2 separate regions of the Mus musculus genome follow, and region 1 is linked to region 2. Evidence: chromatin contacts called from ENCODE Hi-C or POLR2A ChIA-PET data. All regions are on one chromosome and are shown on one strand. The core of a region is the stretch at or near the end of the contact, and the rest is flanking DNA. Distances in the headings are between cores, read along the strand shown.

Region 1 (6,926 bases), core at 4,314-6,813, 34 kb before region 2:
CTAAGCTATAAAGGGAGATTCAGGACAGCCTGGACTACATAGTCCATCTCTATCTCAAAATAAAAAATAATAATTAAAAATTGAAAATAGAATCAAAGAAAACAAAAAAAAAATTTAATTTAATTTAAAAAAAGAAAGAAAATAGAATCAAGGTTTGGTCAGATGGCTCAGCAGTTAAGAGCACCCACTGCCCTTCCAGAGGTCATGGGTTCAAATCCCAGCAACCACATGGTGGCTCACAACCACCTGTAATGAGAAATAAAAAACCTTTGGGTGAGCAGGACCAGAGCAAGCAGGGGCTGGAGCTAGCAGAGGCCCTGAGTTCAATTCCCAGCAACCACATGGTGGCTCATTACCATCTGTACAGCTACAGTGTACTCATATACATAAAATAAATAACTAAATCTTTTGTTTTTTGTTTTTTGTTTTTTGTTTTTCAAGACAGAGTTTCTCTGTGTAGCCCTGGCTGTCCTGGAACTCACTTTGTAGATCAGGCTGGCCTTGAACTCAGAAATCTGCCTGCCTCTGCCTCCCGAGTGCTGGGATTAAAGGCATGTGCCACCACCGCCTGGCTGTAAATCTTACAAAAAAAAAAAGAAAGAAAGAAAGAAAGAAAGAAAGAAAGAAAGAAAGAAAGAAAGAAAGAAAGGAAGGAAGAAAGAAAGAGAGAAAATAGAGTCAAGAGAGATGCTTCAGGGGTTAAGAGCACATACTACTCTTGCAAAGAACCCAAGTTTGATTCCCAGCACCTAAGAGTTAGGTGGCTCACAACTACCTTCAACTATAGCTCCAGCGGATCCAACTTTCATTCCAGGAACAGGCAGGTGGATCAGTGAGTTTGAAGCCAGCCTGGTCTACAGAGGGGCTTCCAGGACAGTCAGGGCTATACAGAGACACTCTGCCTGGAAAACATCAAAATAACCTACCTACCTACCTACCTACATACATACATACATACATACATACATCATACATACATAGTGTCTTAGTCAGGGTTTCTATTCCTGCACAAACATCATGACCAAGAAGCAAGTTGGGAGAAAAGGGTTTATTCAGCTTACACTTCCACACTGCTGTTCATCACCAAGGAAGTCAGGACTGGAACTCAAGCAGGAGCTGATGCAGAGGCCATGGAGGGGTGTTCTTTACTGGCTTGCTTCCCCTGGCTTGCTCAGCCTGCTCTCTTATAGAACCCAAGATTACTGACCCAGAGATGGTCCCACCCACAAGGGGCCTTTCCCCCTTGATCACTAACTGAGAAAATGCCTTACAGTTGTATCTCATGGAGGCATTTCCTCAACTGAAGCTCCTTTCTCTGTGATAACTCCAGCTGTGTCAAGTTGACACAAAACTAGCCAGTACACATAGTAAGGTAAAATCTTTTAGAAATTGGCATTCAATAAATTAAATCTTTCAATTTAGGCCAGGTACGGAGATGCATTCCTGTAATCTCAGCCTTCAGAAGGAAGAAGCAGAAAGGGGGAGGGCTCCAGGTCCACCTTGGCTGATGGTGAGACTGTCTCCAAACAACAGCAAAACAAAAACCAGACAGACATGGTCGGACATACCTTTAACCCCAGGTTTTGAAAGGCAGAAAGACAGGAGAACTTTGGTGGGATCTAGGACAGTCAGGGCTATATAGTGAAACTGTTTCATAAAACAAAACACAAAGAAAACCTTTTCGATCTAAAGAAACAAAATACATACAGCCCTAGAAAAAGTATCTAAATAAATGCACAAACATGAAATTCTGCCCATTAAGAATTGAGATACTTTGCTTTTTAAACATATTTGATTAGGGGCTAGAGAAATGGCTCAGTGGTTAAGAGCACTGGCTGCTCTTCCACAGAACTTGGGTTCAATTCCCAGAAGTGGCACAGTCATTCACAACCATCTGTTACTCCAGGCCTAGGGGATCCAATGCTCTCTTCTAGCTTCCAAGGGCATGGAGGTAGTATACAGACAGACATACAGGCTATACACATAGTCAGCATAGTTATCAACATAAACCATGTTGGCAAACTTATAAGCCAAAACACAACCAATTTATTTTTCTGGTTCTACTTATATTTTCTGTTTTGTTGCATTGAGACATTATCTTACTCTATAGCTCAGGATGACCTCAAACTCATTGTAATCCTCCTGTATCAGCCCTCTGGGTCCTAAAATTACAGGGATGAGCTACTACCCTTGAATCTAAAACTGTTTTTAGAAACAGGATTTTGCCAGGCTAAGGTGGGGGAACACCTTTAATCTCAATACTTGGGAGGCAGAGGGAGGTAGGTCTCTCAGTTAGAAGACAGCCTGGTCTATAAAACATTTCTAGGAAAGCCAGGGCTACACAGAGAAAACCTGTCTTGAAAAGCAAACAAACAAACAAACAAACAAACAAATTTTTGCCAGATATAATGGCACATGCCTTTAATCCCAGCACTTGGGATGCAGGAGGCAGAGTCAAGCAGATCTCTGAGTTTCACGGCAGCCTACTTTATGTACTGAGTTCAAGGACAGCCAGGAATATCTATGCAGAGAGACCCTGTTTCAAAAACAAAACAAAACACAACACAACAACAATAACATAACCCAGACTTTTCACAATGTTGGCCAAAGTATCCTCCTGCCTCAACCTCTTTTGACTGAATACAGGTATGCACCACTCAGTACAATGCTACTTAAAAGCCATAAAGGTCTAACTGGAGAGATGCAGTGGGTGAGAGCACTTACTATTCTTCCAGAATCCAGGTTCAATTCCCAACACCCACATCTGAAGGTTACTGAACATAATTCCAGCTTTAGGGAATCAGATGCCCTCATCTGGCCTAGGCAGGTACCTGCACATACACAGCACATACTCTCACAGACAAATACAAATAAATAATAATTTAAAAATCTAAAAAAAAAAAGACCCTAAAGAACTGTTTTAAATAAGAAATAGAAATGAGACACAGAGTACATATAATTTTTCTTGAAGCCAAACAAAAAATGTTTACTTTTAATCAAATGATTCAATCATTTTGCCCACTCAATAATATTTCCATCTATCACAACAACAAAAAAGTGCAAAGTACAATTATGTTTTGCCTTAGAAGCATCATTGGCAAAGGATTTGGCAAAGGATTTGTTGAGAAACACTAGCAATCCTCATGCTACTGGTGCTCCATACAAGGGATTGGTGAAGAGGGAGGGAGGGAGGGAGGGAGGGAGGGAGGGAAGGGGAGAGGGTGTATTTTCAAACATATGTAGAGGCCAGAGGTCAGTGGCATCGTCTTCCTCTATGAAAACTCAGGGTTTTTTAATGTGGATGCTTCAGACCAAAATTCAAGTCCACATATGTTTTTATGGCAAACACTTTAGCAACAAAGCTATATCTCAGACCCCTCTCCAAAATTTTGGATTATATTCTTTCCAACTTCTTCCTTCTCTTCCTCCTCTCCCCCTGGACTTTCTTTTTCTTTCCTGTTTTGTTTTGTTTTGTTTTGCTTTCTCAGACAGGGTTTCTCTGTGCAGCCCTAGCTGTCCTGGATTTCACTATGTAGATGATACTAGCCTTGCCTTAAAAAAGTCAGAGTTTGATGCCAGAGCCCACATAAAGGTGAAGGAGAGAATGGATTCCATAAGGTTTTCCTCTGATCACCAAACATGCACCAGGCATCCATCTCTCTCTCTCTCTCTCTCTCTCTCACACACACACACACACACACACACACACACAGACAGACACAGACACACACATTCACAAATCCTTTAAACATTAAAAAGGAATTTGGATTATCTTTTCTGAATGGGTTTGGATAGAAAGCCTCAGAATAAAAAGAGAAACTGTCAAGGCAGCAGCCCCTCCTTCCAAGTACCAACTACAGCAGAACCTGTCCTGCTCACCTCCCTCTGCCTACAGAACTAATCCCAGTCATGAAAATCAACTTTAGAATGGAAAGAAGCAAGATATGAAAGTGGTAGCAGGAGTCTGCAGCCCAGGAGGTGGAGGCAGGAGGCTCGGGAGTTGAAGGTCATCCTCAGCAATCAGCAGGAGCTCATCTAAAACTGTGCCTTACTATTCAAATGCCCTGTTCCTGGAGGACCCTTCTGAAAGCATGTGAGAGCCTTGCTCACTGCAGCCTCTACTTAGGACTAAGAGTGTGTTCAACATGAGCAGGAACTAGGTACCAGCCTGAGCACCACCCAGAAAAACCCAAACCCAAACAACAAAACTCTCCTAAACACAATTTAGAGCTTTCATGGGTCTCCTTCAACTGTTCAAAACAAAAATTCTGGCTCTAGCCCAGAGACATCCTTTCAATAATCCCATTTCCTTCGAAATGATACAACCCACCCCCCAAACATCGGAAAGGTAAAAACCAGCAAACTGACGGCTCCATCTGTGCCAGGTTGAGAGCCTTCAACCTCTGTCAAACTGCCAGGCTAGCGTCTGTCAGCGGGGGCCGAAGGATTCCTTTTCTTTCCTTTTTGAGACAAGATCTTGTAAGAAACACAGACCGAGCTGGAAGTCCCAATCTCATCGTCCAGCCTTGGTGGTGAACTACAAGCTGTAACCACCACACCCAGCCTTTCTCTTGTAGGGAAGCTTATGGCCAAATCACTTCACAGGCCCAGGGTAAGTGCCTATTAGACAGCAAAGGTTCCCAATGAACACACACACTCAGTTCCCCTTTCTGATCCAAAGGCCCAGGATCCTGTCTACTGCTGTGGCTACAGACCACATGAAAAAGCAACAGAAACAAGGACACTTTGTCCATTCAATCTTTTCGTCCGGGGCACTTCCTGGATTTTTCATTGGCATTTAATACCGAGGGACAAGACTCATTTTTCATTAAAGTTGCAAGACTTTCACTTTGCCCAGTTTCAAATGGTGTAATTGATCTGCATTGTCTTAAATAACCCAACTGGTGAAGGACACTGCAGCTTTAAATATTTCAGTGCTAGTTAGCAAATAGACTCCATTGCAATATGGCTCTGAAGGTCGTGTCCTATTGTCTCTCTCCTCTGGGGGAAAAATTTTTTTTAAACCTTCTTTTAAGTAACATGGGACTAGTTCTCCCTAAAATTTCCACTCTTTCCACTTCGATCCCTTATAGTTCCGGGTATTCATTGGATTCTCACACTCGTAATTTTCCTGCCAGGGCAATATGCTGATTATTAATGATTCCAGCACCTTAGACATAAACACATGGGTTCACATTAGTTTAGTTGGGCATAGGCAACTATTTGAAATAGCACCACTCAAAGGCTGTTAACAAACCAGGGTGATTTGGGCGTGAATGGCTTTTGGTCCGCACCTTGAGCCTAGTATTGCGTAACCTGAAAATGTGTAGCTACTTAAAATGATAGGAATCTCAGCCTACTCCTCCTGGGACTACTCCCGCACCTGACTATACACTTGCGGCTTAATTTGTCAAAGAAGGCCAAAATAAAAAGCACAAGCACAGTGAAGGAGGAAATGAACTGGGGGAAAAAAGCCCTTTCCTACCCTCAAGCAGTCACAATGTCCACTCAACTTCGCCCCCACCCCCACCCAGATTGGATGGAATGGACCCGGTGAACCAGAGGATTTGGAGGGTGCTGGAATTTGCTGTGCCTTCTAAATAACAGCGAGTGGACCAATTAAAATAACTAGGAAGAGGGGAGAAACATGCGAGAAGAAGGAGTGTGCAAGAGCACAGGGACTTTACCTGAAAAGGCAACAGATTGTTACCATTATCGGTCCGGAAAGCGTTATCCTCCATCCAGGACTTGGAGGTGAGCGGGGCTGCACGAGGGAACTTGGGTGGAGCGATCACATTGCTGGAGAAGGGCTTTTTGAGCGGCGAGATGGGGTTAAGCGGGGAGGGTACCCCCACACCTACACCCACGCCCACGCCGACCGCGCGGCGAGGGTCTCGGCCCGCCTGCAGGCCACCCCACGGGTTGGACGGAGCACTCCAGGCGGCGTTCACGCTCTGGTGCGTGTTCCAGCTGGACGAGGCCGAAGAGGCAGCGGCCGCGGCCGCAGCAGCCGCGACCGCCGAGGATGAGGACGGCTTGCTGGTCATGATGGGCTGGTGGCCGTAGGCAGCGGCGCTCCTCTGCGCATAGGGCGCCTGGCTGGGGCTGGCGGGCGAGCGGCGTTGCTGCGAGGGCTGCGCCTGCGGGGGCTGCGCGGGCTGCGGCGGCTGCGGCGCGGGCGGTGGAGGCTGCTGATGGTGCTGGGTCTGCGCCAGGCCGATCTGCGGCGAGAAGGTGCCTCCGAAGACCGGGTTGACGTGGTGCGGGAAGTTTTGGAAGAGCATGGTCCCGTTGACTGGGGTGATCCCCTGGAAGAAGCTGTCCTCCACCGCGTTTGTAGTGCCTGTGGACCAGGTGCTGCCGAAGGACGGCGACAGCGACGCTCCGGGCGCCGTGGGCTCCTGCGGCGGCGGCGGCTGCTGAGGGGGCTGATGGAAACTCAAGCCCGGCAGGAGCGGCGACTCCATCTGCATCTTGTCGGGGCCGTTGGGGGCTGGCGGAGCCGAGGCGGGGCTGAGGGCCGGCACTGCGCTACTGTCTTCGGGCTTGGGGATCTCTGAGGAGAGGGGCGTGGACGGGGCTTCAGCTGCGCCGGGCTCGGGCTGGAGCTGTTGCTGCTGCTGCTGCTGCTGCCGCTGCTGCTGCTGAGACTGGGGCTGGGTTTTGCTTTTGTCCATCAGTAAATCATCCTGCATGGTTTGCGCAGCTGAAACGGGAAGAAAGAGAGATGCGTTATTGTCAGTGTGATCATGAATGCCCCTCACTGAAGCGGGCGGGTGTTTTACTTGCGAAAATCCAGTGCCACCGCCACTAGCCAATTGCAATGCAAATCCATAATCTCGCATTTAGAAGAACAAGTCGGGCTGGGAGGGGGGTGGGGGGAGCTGGAGGGATCGAGCAAGGTCTCTAAAAATACTGTGAGAGCG
Region 2 (6,538 bases), core at 3,092-5,591:
GCAGAAGCCTACCACTTGAATCAGAGAGGTTAATTCCTGTCTTTAAATCTTTTCATTTAAATCCAGACCCAAACTCTTCTCTGTCTCTTTAGTGGCATATCCCATGTCAAGACATTCTTTTTAACATGGCAGCCCACATGGGTCTTCTACAAACTTGTGAGTTCCTTTGTATTTCTAGGCTAAGCTGGTGACTTTGCACACACTGCCACATTATCATTGCATAATGTTTTATGTCTGTGTACCTTTTCATTTAGTAAGCACAAACATTTTTTGGGCTCCTAGAGGGTAATTACAGTTTAATTTGCTATTCTAGTGCCCATTTACATTATGAATTCTCTGGGCACATCTGCTGAAGGAATTAACAAAGAACTTCCCATAGCCTGAAATGAGGGCTCTACCCACAGCTTATCGCTAACCTTGGCAATTGACAGTTCTTTGGAGGATGCCTGAAGATGTTAGATTATTTCTCTGAAAAACCTTCATTACACTTTTTGGCAGACAGTTCAAAACAAGTGTGATAGAAGAACATTAAATCATTCATTATTCTACATTTCTGGATATCTTTAGAATAGTTCATAACCAAGTATTTTAAAATATAGAATATTAACATATTCTATAACTCTTAAGATTAATCAACATTGTCAATTCTTATTCTTCCCATCTATGGCATGGAAAATCTTTTTATATTTTCAGTAAATTAATTTCTGCTAAAACTATAGCAATGGGCAAAAAACAATGTCTATAGTCATGCTGGTTACTCCCATGGCTGACTACCATTCGCCACAAATTATCTATGTACGAAATACATTTATATTGTTTTTGATGGTGGGCCAGCATACATTTGACAGCGCTTGTTGTGGTGGTCAGAATACAGAGTAGGGTGTGATGGGTCATCCCTGCAGATCTCTGAACTTGGACATCTCTGGCAAAAGGATTACCTCCAGTTAAAGGACATGGTAGGTTACATAGACCAGCCTAGACTCCAGGGTGAAACCCAATCTTTAAAAAGGAGGAGGGGGCAGGCATGGTGGACCACACCTATAATCCCACTATTCAGGAAGCGAGGGCAGAGGGTTCCAGCAAAATGGAGTACAACCTAGCCATCTAGTGAGTTACATGCCAGCCAGGACTACAGAGCAAGATCCTACCTGAAAAGAAGTACTAGTGTGGGGGGGGGGGACGGCGGGGGGGGGGGTGATGACAAACCAACAGAAGCTAGAGAGATGGCTCAGCTGTTAAGAGAGCTAACTATTATCTTGATGACCCAGGCTCAATTCCCATTACCCATGTGATGACTTGCAACTATCTGTGACCACAGTCTCAAGAGATTTAATGCCCCTTTCTGGACTCTGTAGACACTGCATGCTTGTAATACAAAAACATACATGCAAGCAAAACATTCATACACATAAGAATAAATCTATTTTCTTAATTAAAAAAAAAAAAAAAGAAGAAGAAAACCAACAAGAGAAGAGCTGGTCATAGTAGCTGGTGACCTGTAATCCTATCACTTGGCAGATGCAGGAAAATCATGATCTAGATCACACTTTACTTACGTTCCAGGCCGACTGTGCTATGTAAGATCCTCAGGCAAACATACAAAACAACAACAACATCATTTTTTTTTTAAATCTAAGAAGAAATGGGAATTCCCCTTAATATAAACTCCAAAGCTAAATGGACATTGTGTCAGCATATATCCCACATGGTTAACTGCTTAAAAGAGATACGCACACTAGAAGCAGGCTTACATAGCACACGAAGCAAAAAAAAAAAAAGTTAAATATTACACACTCTGCTTAATCTACTCATTTTCCTTCCAAAGGTTGGCAGCCTATTTCTCTTTTCATGAGAAGGAATATTAATTATAGTATCCTAAAATATTTCATGAAACCATGCTTCTAGAGGCTTGTCTTAGTCAGGGTTTCTATTCCTGCACAAACATCATGACCAAGAAGCAAGTTGGGGAGGAAAGGGTTTATTTGGCTTACACTTCCATACTGCTGTTCATCACCAAAGGAAGTCAGGACTGGAACTCAAGCAGGTTAGAAAGAAAGAGCTGATGCAGAGGCCATGGAGGGATATTTTTTACTGGCTTGCTCAGCCTGCTCTCTTATAGAACCAAGACTACCAGCACAGAGATGGTCCTACCCACAAGGGGCCTTTCCCCTTTAATCACTAATTGAGAAAATGCCTGACAGTTATATCTCATGGAGGCATTTCCTCAACTGAAGCTCCTTTGTCTGTGATAACTCCAGCTGTGTCAAATTGACACAAAACTAGCCAGTACAAGGCTCTAGATACAAAGTACTTGTAACCTAAGCATAAAGACCCAAATTCCAGCCCCTAGTACTCACACAAAGGCCAGGTGTACCTGTGGCATCTACAATCCTAGCCCCAGGGAGGACAAGGGTAGGCAGATCTCTGGCCAGCTGGTTTAGGTAACCAACAAGCTCTGGGTTCTTTGAGAAACCCAGTCTGGAGAACAATAAATGAATCTACCCAAAGCTGACCTTAGACTTCTGCCCACATACGTGTACCCCCACAAAAAATAATAAAAGTAGCCTTGTTTGTTGGTACAAGCCTTTAAGCACAGGAGACAGAGGGAGGCAAAGTTCTGAGTTCAAGCTCAGCCTAGTGTACCTAGTGAATTCCAGGGCTGCACGGTGAGAACGTGTCTCAAAATAAATAAACAAACATAAAAATGCATATTTCAGAAATTGGAGGTCGAATAAATTTATGTATTTTATTTATATATCCTGACCATGGACGCACTAGTACAAAAATAGATTTACACAGGTAAGAGCTGATTGTAAAAAAAAAAAAAAAAAAAAAAAAAAAAACAAACTACCTTAAGCAATAATTTTGAAAGCCTTTCGGTTCTGGGTGTGGTGGGCCATGCCTATATAATTCCAGATATGGGGAGCTCTAGATAGGAGGATCTCCAAGTCCAGTCATCCCTGTGTTGCAGATACATAGTCCTTGCCAAGGAAAAACTCAAACAAACAAAAGTAGCTTTGATGGTTACTGTTGTGGGATAGGGTCTCTCTCTGTAACCCGAACTGATTTTGAATTTGTGAAGACCCTCCCAGATCTGCTGGCCATGCCTATGCAGCTTTTTGTTTGTCCTTTTGAGACAGAGTCAAACTAATTAGAGTTAGAGGTTGACCTTGAACTCCTAATCCTTCTGCCTCCTCCTCTCCTGTGCTGGGGTTACGGGATTGGACGCCTACCATATCCTTGATTAATTGATTGATTGATTATTTATTTATTTATTTATTTAGCCTAGGCTACTCTGGAATTCATTATACAGACCAGGTAATCCTTCTGTCTCAGTCTTCCAAGTCTGGAATTATAGGCCTGAGAAACCACTCCAGGCTCAAATTTAAAGAAACATTTTCATTTAAAGAAATAGCAAACGTTTTGTAGAAGTTTAAAAAAAAAAAACAAAAAACCAAAAAACCGTAGGCACAACCAACGGAAAACTAGCAAAACATCCCACCAATCACAGCGCTAAACAATGCCACAGGTCGTCCAAATTACGCATCGGTTTAAGTCAACAACAGCTCGTTTCCCCCCTCCAAAGCTATCCCTTCCGGCGTCAGAGAAGACAGAGGCGTGATTTGTCACTTCTTCCCTTTTTGATCCCTCGGCCGGGATCCACCTGCTTAGAAGTGTCAAGGAGCCTTAGGAATGGTTAACGGTGACCAGCTGCGGAAAGAAACAAACACTCCTGACAACCCACAGCTGAGCAAGCAAGGGCTGTTTATTCAGCAGCGTGTCCCCTTTGGAGGCTGCCCGCAAGCCCTCGAAGGCTGGGCGACAGCACCAGAACCGAGAAGGTTCCTGGACAGGCAAAGTGGTTGCTCGCGTCCCACCCCCCATGCTCTCCTATGTCCCCAACACACACACAGAGGCGCCGGTGCGAACAGTCGGGTTACCCACACGCCCCTCCAGAGCAGCCCCGCACTAAGCCACTTGTCCCTCCCCGAAGATGGGCTCTGACGCGGCCGAGGCTGACCCGAGCGCCCGGCCTCGCGCCGCCGCGGCCCGGCGTACTTGACCCGGCCCAGAAACTGGCCCTCCACGCCGCCACCCCTCACCTGGCTCTGTCCCACCTGAGCGCGAGAGCTGAGGGGACAAGACGCGGAGAAGGGGCGCTGACCTTGTTGCTACTGACAGCGGAGCGCCACATGCTGCCGCTTCCCGGACAGCGGCCCGAAGGACATTTTTTTTTCCCCCTGGAGGAAGGAAACGGGAGGGCGCCGGCCCGGCGGCGGCGGGCACGGCGGCGGGGGTCCCGGCGGGCTGTGCAGCCTCTAGCGGGGACGGTCCGAGGACTACATCTCCCAGGCTGCTCCGAGCCGCCCCTGCGTCGTGACCCCGGCGCGCACGGAGGCGGCGACTCTTACCTCACAGAGGTAGCTCCTCCGCCGGCAGCAGCTCGGCGCCCCGGCGGTCCATGGACCGGAACCCTGGGCGGACCGGCAGGAACCCGGGCCGCGACCGCCGCCTCCCGGCCCCAGGCTCCTCCTCCTCACTCCCCGCCGCCCTCTGCGGTCGCCCGCCGGCCGCGCAGCGCCACCGCGGGCCTCTGGGAGCCACGCCGGGAGGCTGTGTGGCGGGTCCGCGGCCGCCGCGGGACTGAGGCCTACTCCGCCGCCTCTCAGTGCTATTGTCCCGGGGCCTGGCCCTGAGCGGGGCTGCGGGCGAGGGCCGAGCTCGCCGGCTCCGCGGAAGATGCCGGACCAAGCCCTTCAACAGATGCTGGACAGGTAGGAGCAACGTGGGGCCGGGAACTGCCGGCCTTCGTCCTGGGCCTGCCCATGCTGGCCTCGAGGCCCCGAGAGCGGGGATCCTGGCGTCCGCCGAGAGTTCCACGGCCCGGAGGCCGGGAAAAGGGCTCTGAGTTTGGAGGTGGCACTGGGGAGAAGAGCGGGCGAGAGGTCAGGGTCGTAGACTTTGAAACTTAGTTAAAGGAGGGAGGTCTACTTTGGCCGCCAGCCTGTTTGGGTTTTTTTTTTTTGGTTGTTGTTTTGTTTTGTTTTTTGAGGTGAAGAGGCGCTATTGTTAACCCATAGTATTAGTTTCTATTTCTCCCCCTCCTCCCCGGACAATGTAGTAAAGGGGTTGACAGCGACGCCACTGGGAAGTACCCGATTGTCATTCTGGAGACTGGTCCCTTGCACTTTCACAATGCAAGGATAGGCATTCCTTCTTTTAAAGCCTGGGTTTCGTTTCTCTTTCCAACTCCCCCACCACCCTCCCCCAATCCCATCCCTACCCCCAAACCGTAAGGTCAGAATATCCACAAGGGAGCCTTAACGGTCGGTCACACTAGAGTAGAGGTTATGGAAAACAGCCACAAGCATGCAACATTGAACACGTAGCACACTTGACGATCGCTAAGTTCCCAGACACGTTTGGGCTTGTACTGGGACCAGTTGCCCATTCCTGGGGTCTCCAGCCACTAAAACTCTTTGAGAAAGTCTACAGCACTGCCCTCTGCCGTTTAAATTCCAGCCAGTGAGTTTTTGGAAACTAAATTAAATCCACCTTTTCACCAAGGCAGCTGCTTGCTGTTCTGACCAATTGGTCGATCTAATTCATAATGTTTGAGGTTGCTTGCAACTCTAAATAGACTAACTGGCCACCCACTTCAGCAGGTGATGCTCTCAATGCACTTAAGATTCAGCTTTGAAACTTATTAAATGAAGGCCCTCTCTTGATTGAGGTTATAGCCATTAACTACTGGGGCTGGGAGGTGGGCATCAAAGATCCATCAGGGAAGGCAAGAAGTTACACCCTCATATTTTATGACAGGATTTAGCCTAAATCTCTGGTACTTAGCAGCTATTCTGCTACAACTAATGAACTTGTCCGTTTCTCCAGTTGTCTAGAAGTCTGGTCACTTCTCAAGTTTTCCTTTCATTATAATTTATCATACTTGACTAGATGTGTCATACTAAGTATGCCCAGAGAGATTACTGCCTGCCACATCGATTCCAGTTATATGAGACGCAATCCTTGTATTGCGTAGTTAATCATTTGCTCTGATGACATCCCACTTTCACTTTTCCGTGACGACACTTAGAAAAATTCTTCTGTCTAGATGTTGTCTTGGCTTTTCATGTATTCTTCAGAGGTTTTCATAAAAGCCAGTGAGTGCTCATGAAACATTTACAGAAACTTGGGAATTCTGGCTATCCTTTTTAGAATGTACATAACTTAGTCGTTTCCTCTCCCATCACCCTAGCTCACCTCCATCCTCTACCTACCGTTTTCTTCCCAAGTCCTTTCCCATTCCGAGTCCCATCACCCCCTCGTTTCTGTGTGTGTGTGTGCGTGTGTGTGTGTGTGTGTGTGTTCCATTAAATTTAATTAGGATTGTTTGCATAAGCATGGGTCCAGGTTATTTACAAGAGCATGGGCGTGTTATTAGCACAACACTAAATTTACTCCCTCCTCCTCTAGTAGCAGTATCCAAAGTTCAGGGTAGGCCTGGAGTTTTGAGTCCCTCCTCTATCCCTGATGCAAT

What was found. Hi-C counts contacts between places; a loop is a spot of excess contacts on that map. ChIA-PET counts read pairs that join two places held with the same protein, here RNA polymerase II (POLR2A).
Region 1: a map of heart shows a loop between it and region 2 (6-fold over the local background). The contact joins the promoter of A330032B11Rik here to the promoter of Cpeb3 in region 2. A Hi-C loop is called at or near these places in 14 of 37 maps with a recorded cell type or tissue (adrenal gland, gastrocnemius, heart and 1 more). POLR2A ChIA-PET finds 5 or more read pairs at or near these places in 2 of 5 experiments (Patski and embryonic stem cell).

What each region holds. Positions count from the first base shown.
Region 1 is chr19:37,168,280-37,175,205 of GRCm38, forward strand. It overlaps A330032B11Rik (RIKEN cDNA A330032B11 gene), which reads left to right and starts at 5,564. Exons shown (of 3, transcript NR_045329.1): 1 at 5,564-5,754. Cpeb3 (cytoplasmic polyadenylation element binding protein 3) reads right to left here. Exons shown (of 11, transcript NM_001290827.1): 2 at 5,688-6,706. The coding sequence starts at 6,695.
Region 2 is chr19:37,203,130-37,209,667 of GRCm38, forward strand. It overlaps Cpeb3 (cytoplasmic polyadenylation element binding protein 3), which reads right to left and starts at 4,342. Exons shown (of 11, transcript NM_001290827.1): 1 at 4,166-4,342. It overlaps Marchf5 (membrane associated ring-CH-type finger 5), which reads left to right and starts at 4,416. Exons shown (of 6, transcript NM_027314.3): 1 at 4,416-4,775. The coding sequence starts at 4,741.